Regions from separate parts of the Homo sapiens genome. Here region 1 is linked to region 2. A link is an interaction called in ENCODE POLR2A ChIA-PET data of the cell type or tissue named here. Cell type or tissue: IMR-90. All regions are shown on one strand. Links, peaks and the distances in the headings refer to the core of each region. The heading gives the core; the rest is flanking DNA.

Region 1 (2,500 bases), core at 1-2,500, 430 kb before region 2:
GGTAGAGGTTGTAGTTAGTATTTATAACTACCTTCTTCCACAATGCATTTCTGTATTCCTTTGCCTTCAGCAAGCACCTCAGCTGGTGATGGTTCTTTACCTGGTGGAATGACTCAGACCTTTATTCCTGAAGGTCTGGTCATTAATAGTCGTGCTTGGATTGGGTTGTTGTAGTTTGCTACTGACATAAATCACAGGGCATGGTAGTACTACAGGATGCCCTAAGGGATCTTCTGTATTCCACACATACTCTTTCTTACCTCCATTTTGGGAGTGTTCATGAAGTTTTTTGACTATTAAATGAGCCATAATAGGTACAAGAAATTGTTCCTCAAAAAGTGGAAGTAAACCAGGTGCCATGGCATGTTCCTGTAGTCCTAGCTACTCCATAGGCTGAGGCAGGAGGATCACTTGAGCCCAGGAATTTGAGGCTGCAGTGAGCTATGACCACATCACTATACTCCAATCTGGGCACCAAAGCGAGACCCCCCAACACCAACCCTGTCTCTAAAGAAAAAAAGTGATTTGAAATAGAAAACATTTTTTAAAAAGTGGAGGTGCTTAATCATTGTTCATTGTTCATTTTCTTTTTGCTTCCTCTAATATCTCTGCCAGTACTCAACAAAAGTTCCTTTTTCAAAGCAAATGTGTTTAAGCAGAGGACAGCTAAGGAGGATGAGGGGGAGCTTTTGCAATATATTGTTATACTTTTGAAGTGGTAATGCTTAGCTCAAGTAGGATTTTCTTTTTAAAGCAGCATTGTCTTAGATCTCTGCTCAGTGGCTGGTATTCCCACAGCTAACCTCAAAAAGCCTTTTGGTTGGTGGAATAGCTGTGACCTGGGTAGGGAGGGCCTAACCCCAGGGCTAAGGCTTTCAAAAGGCAGTGTACAGGTTTTGGTTTTTGCATTTGTGTTTGTTTTTGTTTGTTGGTTGGTTTTAGAATACTTAATGCTTTAATTGGACCATTTTTCAGTGCTTGCAGCCCCTGTATGCATTAAGGATAGAACTGAGGTGTTACAGGAATGTTCCAAAATATTTTCTGTTACACTTGGAAAAATATATTCAGTTCCTAGATTTCAGGTTATTTTGCTGTTAGATAAGCAGCATGAAAAAACAGTATTTTTTCCTCCCGAACTTTCTTGATTAAAGGGTCGAGTGGTGGAAAATATCTCGAAGCGATGCGGTGGATTCCTGAGGAAGCTCAGCTTGCGAGGCTGCATTGGTGTTGGGGATTCCTCCTTGAAGTAAGTCAAATCCAGTGACTCACTGTCATGGCAGCTTGTAGCATTTTCATCAGCAAAAATAAACCAAGCCTATTACATGCTCTTCTTCTGTTAAAATTCTTTCTGTGGTAATTTGCATAGAGTAATGAGAGGACCAGGACTTTGGAATAGCAAACCTGGGTTGGAAACCGAGCTGTACTGTTGTTAGGGATGTGACCTTGGGACAAATTATTTCCCCCGGCCGAGTGTCAGTTCTCTCTTCTGCAAAGTCAGGGCAGCTATAGCTCCCACAGGACTGTCATAGGCATAACAAGAAATAACATGTATGAAGTGCCTACCTCTTTTCTATTCCCTTCTTCACTTCGGCATCTTCCTAGTTTTCCTCTCATAATATTAGCTACCTTTATATATAAATTTTACTAATTGATAAAATAACTATTTCAAAAATTTCCTTGGCATAAGCTAGAATTTTGCTTACTCATAATGAGATGTGATTTTTACATTAATTTTATTACAGTTAGCAATATATCCTATACAACCAAATATTTGCCCATCTCTTACTGGATAGCCATTATTTATTGGGGTTTTTTTTTTTTTTTGAGACCGAGTCTCACTCTGTCACTCAGGCTGGAGTGCAACGGCACAATCTCAACTCACTGCAACCTCTGCCTCCCAGGTTCAAGTGATTCTCCTGCCTCAGCCTCCTGAGTAGCTGGGATTACAGGCGTGCACCACCATGCCCAGCTAATTTTTGTATTTTTAGTAGAGATGGGATTTCACCATGTTGGCCACGCTGGTCTTGAACTCCTGAGCTCACCCATCTTGAACTCCCAAAGTGCTGGGATTACAGGTGTGAGCCACTGCACCCAGGCTATTGGGAATGTTATCAATGCTAAGGATGTGTACTGGCCAGGCACAGTGGCTCATGCCTGTAATCCCAGCTCTTTGGGAGGCTGAGGTGGAACGATCCCTTGAAGCCAGGAGTTTGAGACCAGTGTGGGCAGCAAAATGAGACTCTTCGACCAAACAAACAAACAAACAAACAAACAAACAAACCAACAACAATTTGTGCTTTGAGGATTTCTGGAGACAGAGATGATTAAAACCTTCATGTCTTTATCCTCATGGCCTCTAGTATTGCTTATGAGTTTGGCTAAAATTAGGATATACCCCCCATAACCTTGGAATACACTTTGTGTTCTTGCAGACCTAAATATTACCACAATGTACAGCAATCACAGACTTCCAGTAAGAATGTGCAACATACAGTGAATG
Region 2 (16,296 bases), core at 13,548-16,047:
TCTTTCTCAGCTACTCAAAGTGGAAGATGAGGAGAATAAAGACCTTTATGATGATCCACTTCCAGTTAATCAATAGTAAATATATTTTCTCTTCCTTATAATTTTACTAACATTTTCTTTTCTCTAACTTACTTTATTGTAAGAATACAGTATATGTGTTATATACTGTATATAATACATGTTATATGAAATATGTTTTAATCAACCATTTATGTTATCAGTAAGTCAATAGTAAGCTATTAGTCATTAAAAGTTTAGGGAGTCAAAAGTTATAGGCAGATTTTCCACTGTGCAGGAATAAGCGCCTCTAACTCTGTGTTGTTGAGGGGTTAACTGAAATTCCTACAAATTTTCATGAAAAGTTTAATTACTTTTTGTGTGTTTCTGAACATAGGCTCCCTCTTGTGGTTCATAGGATATATGATATATAAGAGATAGGAAATTTTATCTGCATTTTTGCAGTTGCAAAGATTACTTGGGCACTGGTAGAAAGATGATTATAGCTGAAGGCATTGATGATTTTTTTTTTTTGAGACGGAGTCTCGCTCTGTTGCCCAGGCTGGAGTGCAGTGGTGCAATCTCAGCTCACTGCAACCTCCGCCTCCCGGGTTCAAGCGATTCTCCCGCCTCAGCCTCCCCAGTAGCTGGGACTACAGGCGCATGCCACCACGCTCAGCTATTTTTTGTATTTTTTTAGTAGAGACGGGATCTCACCGTGTTAGCCAGGATGGTCTCGATCTCCTGACCTCGCGATCCACCTGCCTCGGCCTCCCAAAGTGCTGGGATTACAGGCGTAAGTCATCGTGCCTGGCCTGCACTGATAATTTTTAAATGAGTAATGTAAAGACCTAAGTTAACTTATTTAAGAATTATGCTTGTATGAAGACCCAGTAGGCAAGAAATTATAGCATTTGAATAAAGAAAAATCTGTTTAACCAGCATTTTAAAAGTAATAACTGGCCGGGTGCAGTGGCTCACATGTCTAATCCTAGCACTTTGGGAGGCTGAGGTGGGCGGATCACTTGAGGCCAGGAGTTTGAGACCAGCCTGGCCAAAATGGCGAAACCCATCTCTACTAAAAATACAAAAAATTAGTTGGGCATGGTGGCGCATGCCTGTAATCCCAGCTATTCAGGAGGCTGAGGCAGGAGAATCGCTGGAACCCAGGAGGCGGAGGTTGCAGTGAGCCAAGATCACGCCACTGCACTCCGGCCAAAGTGCGACTCTGTCTCAAAAGAAAAAACAAGTAATAACTAATATTTATTGAGTTATTTAATGTTCCAGGTACTATTATAAACACTTTATGTAAACAATTATGTAACTTTTTTTTTTTGAGATGGAGTCTCGCTCTGTCACTCAGGTGAGTGCAGCGGCATGAGCTTAGCTCACTGCAACCTCCACTTCCCGGGTTCCAGCGATTCTGCCGCCTTAGCCTCTCGAGTAGCTGGGATTACAGGCATGTGCCACCATGCTGGGTGAATTTTTTTGTATTTTTAGTAGAGAGGGGGTTTCACCATGTTGGCCTGGCTGGTCTCGAACTCCTGACCTCGAGTCATCTTCCCGCCTCAGCTTCCCAAAATGCTGGGATTACAGGCATAAGCTACCACGTCCAGCATTATGTAACTTTTTATTATGGAGAATTTCACACTTAAGAAATGAAGAAAAAAGCAAAAAGAGCTTCCATATGTGCATTATCCACTTTCAACTATTTATCAACGTTTGAACATTTTGCTATACCTATTTATCTATCACTATCATTCCCCCCGCTCATTCTTTTTCTGGAGTATTTAAAGCAAATATCAGATGTCCTATAATTCACCTGTAAATATCATAACATTCAAAGCTTTTAATATATATTAGCTATTTTAGTCCTTGACAAAAAGTATATATTATTATTCCCATTTTATGTATGTATAAACTGAGGCAAACAGTATTCAGTGACCCGCAGGGCTCAGGACTCAAACCCTGGAGTCTGAATGCAAAGCTTTATAAGTACGTCATTTCTGAGATTAGGCTGTGGCTTCTGTCTGGGGTGCCCTCTCTCTCTCTCTTTCCTGGATCACTAGTACTTGAGGAAGCCAGCTTACATGTCCAGCAGCCCCATGCAGAGGCCTGCATGGTGAGAAACAGGGCCTCTAGCCAACAGCCAGTTAGGAACTGAGGGCTAACAACAACCACATGAGAGAGCTTGGGAGCAGATTCTCCATCCCTTATATAGCTTATATTTTAGTGGGCAATATAGACAATGAACAAGTAAACAAATAAGCAAACAAACAAACAAAAAAATATATATATAATGTAGTTTCAGGTAGTGATTAAATCATATAAAGAGAAATAAAGAAGGATAAAGGAGCAGTGTGTGATGCGGTGGGAGACACTCTTTTTGATGGAGCAATAAAATAAGGTATATCAGTTCTTTTACTTTTGGTACAAATAAGAGAAAACCCAACTGAATGTGGCCCAAACCAAAAAAGAAATTTATTATATCACATAACAACAAGTCCAGAGGTAGGAGCGCTCTTAGTTAGTAACAAGGATATCATCAGGGAACCAGGTTCTTTCTGCTTTGCCATCGTTGGTATATCAGTTTTGAGTTCCAAACAAAAGAAAAATAGAAATTCTGGGGCAGAGTAAGTTTTTAGCTGAAAAGATATAATTTGAATACAATTTTAGTGTAAAGTCTTGAGTATTTACGCGTTTATAGGTATATAAAAGGAAGCACAGATTTCTGAAGCCTGTGTCTCCAACCAAAGGCAAGGATGGGACCTCTAAAAGCAGAAATCACACATTTTCACAAGGAAAAATGATTGCTTGGTTTAAACAACCCCTTGGATTGTCAGCTCAAAGTTGGTTGGTTACAGTAGAGTTTGGCACAGCTGACTGTTATGCCCCAAGTCAGTTTGTTGAATCCAGATAGTAGAGGCACAAATTTATCATCAGGCAGCTTTCCTACTGACTCTGATGAGCTTTCTGAAAAGTGGTTACTTTGGTTCCATCTTCTGGAGCTCTGGGTTATACAGTGTGCAAATCTGAATGCACATACTCAAAGTTCAGCAAAAATTTATTTTATTCTTCTCTTCATGGATGTAAGATGGCTGCAGCAGTTCTAGATGTCAGATCCAGATACACAATATTAAAGGGCTATCTTGTATTATGCTGTAACACAGTGATTTATTAAGTCTTCATTAATCCCTCTCAGCAGTTATATACTGGATATATACTGGATATAATGTACTGAATTAAAAATGTGACATTCTTTTATCCTCTAGCAGTGAAGCAGTAAAATATTGGTCAGAATGAGAATCATGGGTAGGTCTAATCATGCAGGAACAGGAGATTCTAAATAAGTTGCCAAAGAAATTCATTTCGCATTAGATTATCTTCTTTTCTAGGCGAATGTTATTTAGGAGCTGTGTTTACATACCAAATAATCCCTGAATTCAAGGCTGTTGTGTGATTACTGAACATGTTAAAGAGCTTACTTCCTTGCACTGCCTCCCTACAAGATCCATGTCAAGTCCTGTCTAACTACCTGTACAAAACTTGAGGAGGAAAGTGGGCTTTCAGCAAGCACACTCTTGGGATAAAAGTAGAAAATAAAGGCCAGAAATCATGGCCGTTTCCTCCAGAGAAAATACCAGAACATATTTAAACTCAGGGGTGGTATGCTGTTTCTGGGGAATGTGCCCTGAGGCTATTTTGATACACGAATTAGGAGTATCTTTAGTGATAATTTCAACATACTACATATGTTCTTTATAATTTGGAAAAGTTACGGGGAGAGTGGAGAAAACAGGAAGGGATTGTTAGCCTAGAAAAAAGGTTGAAGGAGTGAGGGGGGATCTAGGGGCCACACAGATAGACCAAGCCAGTTTCATGAGCTTACCTGGGGCCAGGTTGAAATGGTTCATTTGAACCACATCTCTGCCTCAGGTTTTCTGTAAATTTCATTCATTATTGCAACTGGCTTGCCATCACCTAATTCAATTCTTCTTCAATGAATCTGGCAGTGTACTTCTTAGAAACAACATGAATGATGGCTTAAACCAGTTTTATGTCAAATATCCCTTCCTGGTTTAGTTCATGTTTTGGGGGCTCTTTTTAACATAAGCAGCAATATATACCTTTTAAGATATTTAGAAGCTTTATAGTCCAGTTTAAATTTTGGTTAACTAGTTATACAGTTTAGATTGGCAAAGCAGATACAATGCCAGCATAACATTTATTCATTCAAGAAATGTTTACTGAGTGCCTGCTGTGTGCCATAAGTAAGATAGCTGTCTCTTTAAGGTTTTAATAATACCTGTTTAGCAATTATTCTTTATCGCTACTGAAGCTGATAGATGCTATCTGACACAGTAGATTTTAGGAATATATACATATTAATCATGTTTCTGACCCATAATGTAATAGTTCATGCTCATCAACATTCAAATATTTTTATTCGACCAGCCTGGGCAACATGGTGAAATCCTGTCTCTACCAAAATTAGCTAGGCATGGTGACACATGCCTGTAGACCCATCTACTGGGGAGGCTGAGGTGGGAGGATCGCCTGAACCTGGGGAGGTGGAGGCTGCAGTGTGCCAAGATCGCACCACTACACTTCAGCCTGGGCAACAGAGAGAGATCCTGTCTCAAAAAACAAAAAACAAAAAACGAAAAACAAAAACAAACCAAAAAAAAACGGCTAGAGCGCAGTGGCGCAATCTCAGCTCACTGCAGTCTCTGCCTCTCCAGGGTCAGGCAGTCCTCCCACCTCAGCCTCCTGAGGAGCTGGAATTACAGGCACATTCCACCAAACCTGGCTGATTTTTGTATTATTTTGGAAAGACAAGGTCTCACTATGTTGTCTAGGCTGGTCTAGAACTCCTGGACTCAAGTGATCCGCCCTCCTTGGCCTCCCAAAGTCTTAGGATTAAAGGTGTGAGCCACCATGCCTGGCCAAAAATTTTTTTAAAAATTTGAAACCAGCCAGGCGCGGTGGCTCACACCTGTAATCCCAGCACTTTGGGAGGCTGAGGCAGTTGGATCACAAGGTCAGGAGATCGAGACCATCTTGGCCAACATGGTGAAACCCCGTCTCTATTAAGATACAAAAACTTAGCTGGGTGTGGTGGCATGTGCCTGTAATCCCAGCTACTTGGGAGGCTGAGCCAGGGGAATCGCTTGAACCTGGGAGGCGGAGGTTGCAGTGAGCTGAGATTGCGCCACTGCACTCCAGCCTGGCGACAGAGCAAGACTCCGTCTCAAAAAAAACAAAACAAACAAACAAACAAACAAAAATTGAAACCATACACACAGGCTCACACTTACATAGACAAAACCCTCTTTTGACCCACTGGTTTCTATTCTCCTTTCCTTACCATAGAGTTTCTATTCCTGCCATCTTTACTTTCCACCCTCATACTCTCTTGGGCCCACTTAGATTAGGCTTTCATTCCACCAAAATTGCTCCTGAAGGTTGACCTTAATGATAGCAAATTTAATAATCAAATTTCATTCTTCCTAACAGCACTTTGCGTGATTGATCATTCTCTCTTTTTTGAAATATTTTCTATACTTTGGACTCCAGGACACCATTCTTTTATGGTTCTCCTCCTATGGTTCCAGCTGCTCTGTCTCCTTTGCTGGTTCCTCTTCGTTTACCTGACCTCTAAATATTGGAAGGACCTAGGCTTATATATTGGTGCTTTTTTTTTTTTAGCTGTCTACCTTATGATCTCATCCAGTCCTACAGCTTTTTTAATCTTTATTTTTCAATTTTAATTTTATTTTGTTAAAATAATACATACATATTTAAAAAGATTAAGTAGTACCAAAAAGGTTATGATAAAATGCAGCATTTCCCTTCCCCATCCCTCTCTACTTTCTTCCCTCCTTCCTAGAGACAACTATTTTTTTATGCTTTTAGCTCTCTCTGGCATTTACACCTCTACCTAATTTGTAAATAATAGGCATATACTATCTTTAGCTATTATCTATCAGCTTCATATTGTAGTAGATGAGAATTTATCTGTCTTACAATGTCATTCTGTCTTCTGCTATCCTTAATATTCTCAATATAGTTATATTACAATAGTTGGTCAAATCAATAATCAATGTTTACATTATTACATATATGCGAATATAATTCCCAGCAGTGTCGCAGTGTTTTATGATTGTATTTTCAATATATCTTCCAGTTTGCTATCTGCTGGAAACCCATTCACTGATCTTAAACTTGATTTATGGTTTCTTTCCATTGTCAAATCCAATCTGATTCTTTTTAAAACATGCTCTGTTGCTTGTTATAGTTTCCAGTTTCCTGTTGAAATTTTCAAGCATAATTTTTGTGTCCTTTAACATAGTAAATATAGTTGTTTTATTATTTGTGTTTAATAATTCCAATATCTGGATTCTTTCAGGGCTGTTTGACATCATTTATTTCTGTTGGTTTTTGTTTTTGTTATCTAGCCTTATGGGTTCTAGTTAGATTCTCTGGGTCCTTAATCTGTCTTTCTACATTTAGATTTATTCCCTATTTGGTGAAGCATATCCATCAAGTTAAAAGTATGTTACAATGGCAGAAACATGGTAAGGACAGCGGTTGACATGGCTCTCTCTCATACCACACTGCCCCAATCAGGACTGCTGTGCAGTTGTCATTTGAATATCACAACTTCACCACCAGCATGGAGAGTCTTTTCCTTTTTCTGTGTTGAATCTCTTATTTTCTATATTCCGTATTTTCTTATTTCTCAGATGACTCTCTCATCTTAGTACAGGCAATGTGATTGTGTGATGTAGTAGACAGAATACTGGTTCCCTAAAATGTCCACATTCTAATCTCTAAAACTTGTGAATATGTTGCCTTAAATGGCAAAAGAGACTTTGAAGATGTGATCACATTAAGAATGTTTAAATTGGGAGATTATCCTGGATTATTTGGGTGGTCACAGGTAGTAATGAAGGTCTATATAATAGGATAGTAGGAGGTATATGTGTGCATGTGTATGTATGCATGAGAGAAAGACAGACAGAGACAGCGAGAGATAGACAGAAGAGAGAGATGTGCTGGTTTTAAATATGGATGTAGGAAGGAAGGGACCACAAGACAAGGAATGCAAGCAGCCTCTGGCAGCGAGGAAGGTAAGGAAATAGATTCTCCTCTAGAGCCGCTGGAAGGGAAACAGTCCTGCTAACATCTTGATTTAGGAATTCTGATCTCCAGAACTGTAAGAGAATAAATTTGTGTTGTCTTAAGCCACTAAGTTTGTAGCAATTTTTTATAGCAGCAAAGAAAATCAATATAAATGATAATTTTTTCAGTTTTTTTTTTTTTTTTTTTTTTGAGACGGAGTCTCTGTCGCTCAGGCTGGAGTGCAGAGGCATGATCTTGGCTCACTGCAACCTCTGCCTCCTGGGTTCAAGCAATTCTCCTGCCTCAGCCTCCCAGGTAGCTGGGATTACAAGTGCCCACTATCACACCTGGCTAATTTTCATATTTTTAGTAAAGACAGGGTTTCACCATGTTGGCCAGGCTGGTCTCGAACTCCTGACCTCAAGTGATCTGCCCGCCTTGGCCTCCCAAAGTGCTGGGTTTACAGGTGTGAGCCACCACGCCTGGCCTAATTTTGTTCAGATGTTACAAGTGTCTATAGTCAATCTTCACATTGCCAGTTTGGTTGGTTATAGGATTTCTAGGTTGGAAGGCATTTTCCATCACATTGAAGACACTCTTCCATTGTCTTCTTCCTTCAAATGTTGCTGAGAAGCCCAGAGTCATTTTTATTATCATTCCTTGTACATGGCCTGTTTTTTCTCCCTCTCCAGACACTTAGAACATTATCTCTTTGTCTCTAATGTTCTGATATTTCACAATGTATGGGCCTATAAGAGTAGAAAATTCCACATGTCAGAAACCTGATGCTTTAAAATTCCATAAATATAACCAAAACACAAGCAAAAAATTGGGGAAAATATTTGCAACTTGAAAAATAAAGGGTTATTACTCTTATAATAGAAAGCACTCTTAGAAGAAAAATTCTACAAAAGAAATATTCAAAATAGCCATTTTAAAGAGTACATCTGTAGGTCTAGAACTGAAAGGGAAAAAAAGGAAAAAAGTACAAAAGTGTACAAAAAATCAGCCAAGAAACATATAGAAAAATCCATAGACTTACTAGAAATAAAATTAATGCAAATTAAAACTGTGAGGAACAATTTTTCATCTTTTTAATTGGTGAAGACTAAAAAAAAAACTCAAAATAGCTAATGTTGGTTAGGTTTCAGTACTTTCATACACTGTTGTTAGAAATGCAGTCAACCATCTCTTCTAGATGAGGCAAAATTCCGTAAGCCAGATCAAAAGCTTTAAAAAATGTCCATGTTAGGCCAGGTACAGTGGCTCAGGCCTGTAATCCGAGCACGTTGGGACTGAGGTGGGAGGATCACTTGAGCCCAGGAGTTGGAGACCAGCCTGTGCAACATAGTGAGACCCTGTCTCTACAAAAAATAAAACAATTAGCTAGGCATGGTGGATGTGCCTGTAAGTCCTAGCTGCTTGGGAGGCTGAGGCAGGAGGATCATTTGAGCCCAGGAGTTTGAGGCTACAGTGAGCTATGATTGCACCATTGCACTCTACCCTGGGTGACAGAGTGAGACTCTTGTTTCAAAAAAAAAAACAAATCAGTACTTAGAATAATCAGTACTTTGTTGGAATAATCCAACAAAATAATAATGAATGACAAATGCACATAAAGAGTTAACTACCATCTTGGCCATGTTGTTTACAACATCAAGAAAGTGGAAACAGGTCAGGTGGGGTGACACATCTGTAACCCCAGTGCTTTAGGAGACTGAAGCAGAAGGATTGTTTGAGGCCAGGAGTTAAAGACCAGCCTGGGCAACATAGCGAGACCCCATCTCTACAAAGAGTTTAAAAATTAGCTGGGGATGGTGGTGTCTGCCTGTAGTACTGGCTACTCAGGAGGCTGAAGCAGGAGGATCATCTGAGCTCAGGAGTTTGATGCTACAGTGAGCTATGATTGCACCACTGCATTCCACCCTGGGTGATGGAGTGAGACCCTGTCTCTCTTAAAAAAGAAAAGAAAAGAAAAAAAGAGTAGAAACAACCTAAATACTCAAAAATAGACAATTGGCTTAAGTCACTCCCATGGCAATGGGATGTTTCAGCAGTTTTAAAGCAAATAAGAAGGCCACTAGCCTGAGGTTGTCTCTGCACCCTGAGCCCTTACATAAGCAAGCTGAAGCCTTATTTATTTATTTATTTGTTTATTTATGTATTTATGTATTTTTATGAGATGGAGTCTCACTCTGTCACCCAGGCTGGAGTGCAGTGGCATGATCTCAGCTCATTGCAACCTCTGGCTCCCGGGTTTAAGCGATTCTTCTGCCTCAGCCTCCCGAGTAGCTGGGATTACAGGCACGTGCCACCACACCGGGCTAATTTTTTATATTTTTGGTAGACAGGGTTTCACCATGTTGGCCTAGCTGGTCTCAAACTTCTGACCTCAAGTGATCTGCCCGCCTCGGCCTCCCAAAGTGCTGGGATTACAGGTGTGAGCCACCGTGCCCAGCCCAAAGCCTAATTTAGAGGTATTTCTTATAACTGACTTAAATAGACAAACAAAAATACAGCCCTAACCAATCACAAACAGCCACTGAGTGAATTGGCTATATAACTAGGTGTCTCCCATCAGATTATACCCAAATAAGGCAAACACTTAGCTGTAGCAATTCAGGTAATTTCTTCACTTTGCTTCTGTGTTCAGCCTATAATAGGTAGGTGCTTCCAGAGCAGAGCCCATAACCTCTTTTGGTCTTGGTGCTTCCCAATTCATGAATCATTCTTTTACTCAAATAAATGTGTTAATTTCATTTAAACTTTTTTTTTTAACAGCAAGATATCATATTAAATTTATCATATAAAAAGTGGCCGTTATTGGTAAGAGGTTGACTTGGGGAAGTGAAATGAGATTTGGTGAGAAAAAAAACTCTCTGCACTCTGTCCATCATTTATTAATAGAATGTTTTCTTTCTAGAGATGAACTATTTCTACTTCTAAACATTGAGGAGATACAAAGAAGGGCTTTTGGCTAGATATGGTGGCTCATACCTGTAATCCCAGCACTTTGGCAGGCTAAGGCAGGAGAATCACTTGAGTCCAGGAGCTCAAGACCAGCCTGGGCAAAAAGCAAGACCCCATTACTATTAAAAAAAAAAAAAAAAAAAAAAAAAAAGAGGCTTTCAGCAATGATAGTGATAAAATTACAAAAAAAAAAAAAAAAAAAAAAAGCAACAGTAACTAACATTGAGTACTTACTGTGTTCTGGGCAGCCTGTCAGGTATTTAATGTATTTTATTTAACTCCCATGATAGCCCTTTGGGGTAGGTAGTATTCTTTATCATCTTTAGGTGTGAAGACTGAGGCTTAGAGACGTTGAGTGAACGGCCTAGAGTGAGTGACACAGCTGATAAATATTGTAGTTAGAATTTAAACTCTGGAAGTCAGGATTCCAGACATTCTTATCCACTGGGCTGAACTGCCTCGAATAAGTAAAGCATCTCCGTTAGTGGAGATCCCCTAATAGCCCTCTGTTCTGGGAGACATACCGAGGGATCATTTTAATTAGGTAGATGTAAGGAAACACAGGGGAAGGTTGTAGCTGGACATGTGGGAATTGACAATGAAGCTCTTTTCATCATTTTCTTTGGTACATGAAGTTCAAAGGCTGCTGGGAGAAAGTCAGCAAATTTTCCCAAAGACTAAGCTTCTGGGAAGGCAGTTACTGAGACCCCTGATCACTTCCTTTAGGAGGGTTAATATTGCTATATCACCTCTGGACTGGAATGGCCCTGACCTGACGTGGCAGCAGCAAAAGACAGGAGAAATTCGCCATGGAGAGGGGAGCCTGGACTGCTTACCTGGACTTAACAATCCTGGCAGCAACAACAAGTTTCTAGCTCAGTTCCTACAAATTTTACTCTAGCATCACACATGTGTCCTAGGAAAAAAGCCCTTTGTGTTTGTAACTTTGGAACCATAGATTGTCAGAGCATTTACATTTTTTTTTTCTTGGTGACAGAGTCTCGCTCTGTCAGCCAGGCTGGAGGGCAGTGATGTGATCTCGGCTCATTGCAACCTCCGCCACCCGGGGTCAAGCGATTCTCCTGCCTCAACCTTCCGAGTAGCGCGTGATCTACCTGCCTTGGCCTCCCAAAGTGCTGGGATTACAGGCACGAGCCACCGCGCCCAGCCCAGAGCATTTAAATTTTAATAGCTCCATCCTGCGAAAGGTCGTGCTGTAGTAGATATTCTGTGTCTCAACAGTGACACCTTGTGGGGCAGAGGTAGCAGAGGCTGGGGGCTGTTTGGACTGGAGTAGTTTTCTATCTTTCTTAAAGTCAGTTATAAGCAGGATTGATCTTTTGGACTCTGTTCCTGAACTTAACATGGAAGGACAAAAACACGTAGAAAACATGATGTACTGTGTACACCTAATCAATTTGAATGTTGAGTTTTGATTTCACTCACAATTCATTCATTAAAGATTAAAAGTACAATGATACACTACTTTTCATCTAACAGGTTAATAAATATTAAAAAGTAGGACAGAATTTAGTGTCAGTGAGGGTATAAGAAAACTATCAAAAACTGTTACTGGAAATAAAAAATCGTGCAAAAAATTGGAAGATAATCTATGATAACATATACCCAAATTTAAAATGCACATATTCTATAATCCAGTAATGCCATCATTAAGAATTTAGGAGTGTTGCTGGGCACGGTGGCTCATGCCTGTAATCCCAGCATTTTGGGAGGCTGAAGTGGGTGGATCATGAGGTCAGCAGTTCAAGACCAGCCTGACCAACATGGTGAAACCCCATCTCTACTAAGAATACAAAAATTAGCCGGGCATGGTCGTGGGCGCCTGTAATCCCAGCTACCCGGGAGGCTGAGGCAGGAGAATCGCTTGAACCCAGGAGGCGGAGGTTGCAGTGAGCTGAGATCGCACCATTGATTGCACTCCAGCCTGGGCAACAGAGCAAGACTCTGTCTCAAAAAAAAAAAAAAAAAAAAAAAAGGAATTTAGGAGTGTTTTCTAATGATTTTTTGTTTGTTTAATGTATCAATTAGGATGCAGTCATTTGTAAAGAACAACGATGAAAAAACCCAATTCAAACATGTTTGAACAATGGAGGGGATTTATTAGGCAATGGACCGAGATCCCAGAAATAGAGTGGACTTCACCTGGGGTTTGACTCAGCATCTCAGAGATATCATCGTCCACCTAGTTTCTTTCTAACTCCGTTTTCTGGCTTCTGGGACATCAAACTAATTCCCTATCAAAGTTATAAGATGGCTGACAACAACTCCCAAGGTATAGTGGACATATGTTTTCTTTATGGCCACAAGGCACCCTTGAAAACCTTTCCTATGGAGAGTTCTCCATCTTATAAGTCCTTATTTTCTCAATGTGAAAATCAGAAATTGTTTCCCAGTCTCCCTTGCAGCTCTGTGAAATCTGGTGACATGAAGATGCAATCACCATGCAGAAACCCTCCTGGCAAGAGTGGCAGTACTAGCTCCAGAAGCAGCAGTTGCAGAAGTTCAGGTGAAAGTCCCTAGGGACCAGCACCCTTGCCAGTGGGGTATTTGTGCTCATTGGGAGCAATGGTGGTGTTTTCTTTGGAGCAGTTCTACAATAGGATAAATTGTTGTGTGGCCCTGAAGCCGGATTCTCTGGTCTTCCAGAGAGTCTATGAACTCATTGATATCCTTTAATAAATTTGCTTTCTGCTTAAATTATCCACAGTTCATTTCTATTGTGTGCAAGAACCCTAATACACAGAGATACTTTTTTTCAGCCACATCTAGAGAGTGGGGTAACTTTCAGAAATTCCCTCAAAAGAGCTAAGAAGCTTCCTTCTCTGTTATCTCTGGCAAACCTCTTTTTACATCTCTATAGTCAGAATTGGGTCATTTTTTTTTTTTCTGTACTACTGGGGCTTGAGGACGGGATTATGATAATGATCTAAGGCCTGAGCCACATTCTTATCCCTTAAGGCTTAAGACAAAGAACAAAGAGGGAGAGGCGAGGACACCCAGGGTGAGATCAGGAGGATACTAACTTCAGAGAGGGGTGAATGGGTGAAAGTATATTGGAGGTAGAAGAACCACAATGCCTACCAGACAGAGCAACTTACATCAAACCCTTTGAACTTCCAAGCTTGCTCCTCACATGTGTGAAGAAGTCTGCATAAACCACTATATTATGTTGCTGTTTGTCACCACCTGGAACATCTGGACAGAGTCCCCAGGATAGGATACAACTTCCTTTCCATGGGGCCAGTCACATTCTTTGCTGTCTTGTTCCTTCATTCTGCCTTTAATGAGGGTGGGGTCAATAAAGAAAATGGCAGTAAATTTCTCTTTAGTTTAATGGAAAATTCCTCTGGAAGTTCACCCCTCATTGATGTACTCCACTTCCTTATTTTTCTCCCCTATTCTTAGGAGCCAATATCTCTGCAACAATGCTTCCTTCTTCTCACCTTTCAAAGCAAGACTTTATTCATTCTCTGAACAACCCACCCCTTCCAAATAGATCAGACTATACCCCTAGCGGTATATTTCTCAAAATTTGGAGCCTGTTCTGAGTAATATGCTTTTCAAGCGAATTTTACCCTTAGTACTAGTGACATTTAGGGCTGGATAATATTTTTGCTATGAGAGACTGTCCTGTGCATTGTAGAATGTTTAGAAGCATCTCTAGCTTCTATCCACTAGAGGCTAGTAGCATCCTCTCCCACCAAGTTGTGACAACCAAAAATGACCACTGGAGAGCAAAATTACCCATTTAATAACAAGTAAGCTAGAATAATACTCTGGGGGAGACTGTGCTGGGTGAGAGTAGAGGAGTTCTCTTATATTCCAAGTTAGGGTGGAGAACGTGGGGAACTTTATCCAGGTTTCACCAAAAAGTAAAGGACAGGTGAAGGAACTCACTTCTCTTGTGAGTCATCAATGAACTTCTTTGCTCTCCTGACTGTGCTGCAGGGGACTGCTGAATCACCATCTCCCAAGGACAAATATTAATTTTCATAGAGTACAGCCTAACCACAAGGTAGAAGATACATATTTTCCCATCTGTCCTTCTGTCCTGTAATTTTACAAGGCCATCTCTCTCTTTCTCTCTTTTTTATGAGACGGAGTCTCGCTTTGTCACCCAGGCAGTAGTGCACAATCTCAGCTCACTGCAACCTCTGCCTCCCGGGTTCAAGTGATTCTCCTGCCCCAGCCTCCTCGGTAGCTGGGATTACAGGCGCCTGCCATCACGCCCGGCTAATTTTTTTGTATTTTTATTAGAATTGGGTTTTCACCATGTTGGCCAGGCTGGTTTCAAACTCCTGACTTCAAGAGATCTGCCCTCCTCGGCCTCCCAAAGTGTTGGGATTACAGGTGTGAGCCACCACGCCTGGCCATGGCCACATCTCTTATAATGAGGTATGACAAATTATTATTCAGCACAGACTTAATCCACCTATCTTGCTTCCAAATGTATCTTCTTTGGATCATCCCTGAGTAACACTTTTTAAAATTCCCTTAGCTACTCACAGAGTTGGCCAAAGATAAGAAATTATTACTTGGAAATGTAATCCCATAGTTTCTTTTTTATGATGGTGGTTGCTGTGTTACTTGGTACACAGATATTTTGGGTTAGCTGATACAAAAGTTTGATATTTCAAACTCTTATCTTTATTGTGGCTTTTAGCTACATTTTTTTTTCTGGATAATTTTAGCCTTTAGCATTATGAAATGTCCTTAATTACATTTAAGCCTTTTTGGTCTGAATTGTCTGATATCAAAAGAACGACCCTGCACTCCTATTGTTTCCATTTGTCTGGTGTTTTAGTTAGTTCAAGCTGTTATAGATTGGGTGGCTTCAACAACATTTATTTCTTACGGTTATGGAGGATGTGAAGTCTAAGAGCAGGGTACCAGCATGATTGGGTTTTGGTGAGTGCCCTCTTACTGCTTTGCATATAGACACCTTTTTACTGTATCCTCACATAGCAGAGTGAGAGAGGAAGCAAGTGCTGTTGCGTCTCTTCTTAGAAGGGCACTAATCCTATTCATGAGGGCTCTGTGCTCACAATCTAATTACCTTCCAAAGGTCCCACCTCCAAATACCATCGCATTTGGAACTGAATTTCAAGAAGTGACTGTTGGGGGTACACATTCAGTCCACAGCACCTAGTATGTCTGTCTATTCCTTTCTATTTAGCCTTTCTGAATCATTTTGTTTTAGGTATGTTGCTTGCATGTACCATAATGATAGTGTATCAGTTAGCTTCTGTTGCATAACAAACCATGCCAAAACTTAAAAACCAGCCATTTATTTAGCTCATAATTCTGTAGGTTGGCTTAACAGTTCTGGTCTAGATTGGCTCAGTTGATCTCTCAGGTGCTTGCTTCTGTGTCTGAGGTCATCTAGGGTGTTGCCTGGTTGTTGGATGATCTAAGATAGCCTTGTTCATATGTCTGACAATTAGCAGACTGTTGGTTAGGGCTAGGAGAGTGACTCAACCACGTCTCTCATAATCCAGCAGGCAAGACGGTACACATGGAGGTCACGGGGTTGCAAGTGCAGTAAGAGAGGACAAACCCTGATGACTGAAGTGTCTGCTTGCATCACAACTGCTAATGCCCCATTGGCCAAAGCAGCTCACATCAACGACCTAGACTTAAAGGGTGCAGAAAAAGACTCCACTTCCTGGTGGGAAGATCTGCAATGTCACACTGCAAAATCATGATAAAGGGAGAGGAAGAGTTTGTGGCCAATTTTATAATCTATCACATTGGGTTTTCTTTTGTGAGTCATTTTAAAAGTCTTTTTCTTTACTTCCTTTTTTCTTTACCTCCTTCTGCTATTCGATTTTTTAACTTTAAGTGACATTCATTGATATCATTTAAATATCTTTTGACTCCCATCAATTGCCTATTTACCAATAAATTTACTTATTTTACTTTTCCTTTCTGATGACTGCAACTTACTATGAAATGGATCCAAAAAGCAAGGTAGATTTATGGGTGGATAGAGGGAAGATTAGATGGACAAATGTGAGATAAAGCATGCATAGTAAAATGTTAATGTTAGAATCTAGGTGGTGGGTAGGTGAGTGTTTATTGCAAAACTCTATGCTGTGGCTGAAATTTTAAAAATGAATTGTGAAGTTGAGGCAGGAGAATCCCTGGAGTCCAGGAGTTTGAGACCAGCCTCGGCAACATAGG

Evidence for each region. Peaks named below come from ENCODE experiments on the same cell type or tissue, not always from the same donor. Only the 100,000 strongest peaks of a DNase experiment are listed, where the experiment ranks them.
Region 1: POLR2A ChIA-PET joins it to region 2 with 6 read pairs; 2 of 35 experiments call an interaction of 5 or more read pairs at or near these places.

What each region holds. Positions count from the first base shown.
Region 1 is chr3:33,363,474-33,365,973 of GRCh38, forward strand. FBXL2 (F-box and leucine rich repeat protein 2) reads left to right here. Exons shown (of 15, transcript NM_012157.5): 5 at 1,152-1,246. Among named protein-coding and RNA genes, the nearest start is that of UBP1, 76 kb to the right of the region's middle. In IMR-90, for the core only: no CTCF peak of the experiment used is centred there; a DNase peak (open chromatin) is centred at 1,248.
Region 2 is chr3:33,776,260-33,792,555 of GRCh38, forward strand. No RefSeq gene overlaps it. Among named protein-coding and RNA genes, the nearest start is that of PDCD6IP-DT, 14 kb to the right of the region's middle. RefSeq lists a silencer at 11,202-11,261 and an enhancer at 12,990-13,887. In IMR-90, for the core only: no CTCF peak of the experiment used is centred there; no DNase peak of the experiment used is centred there.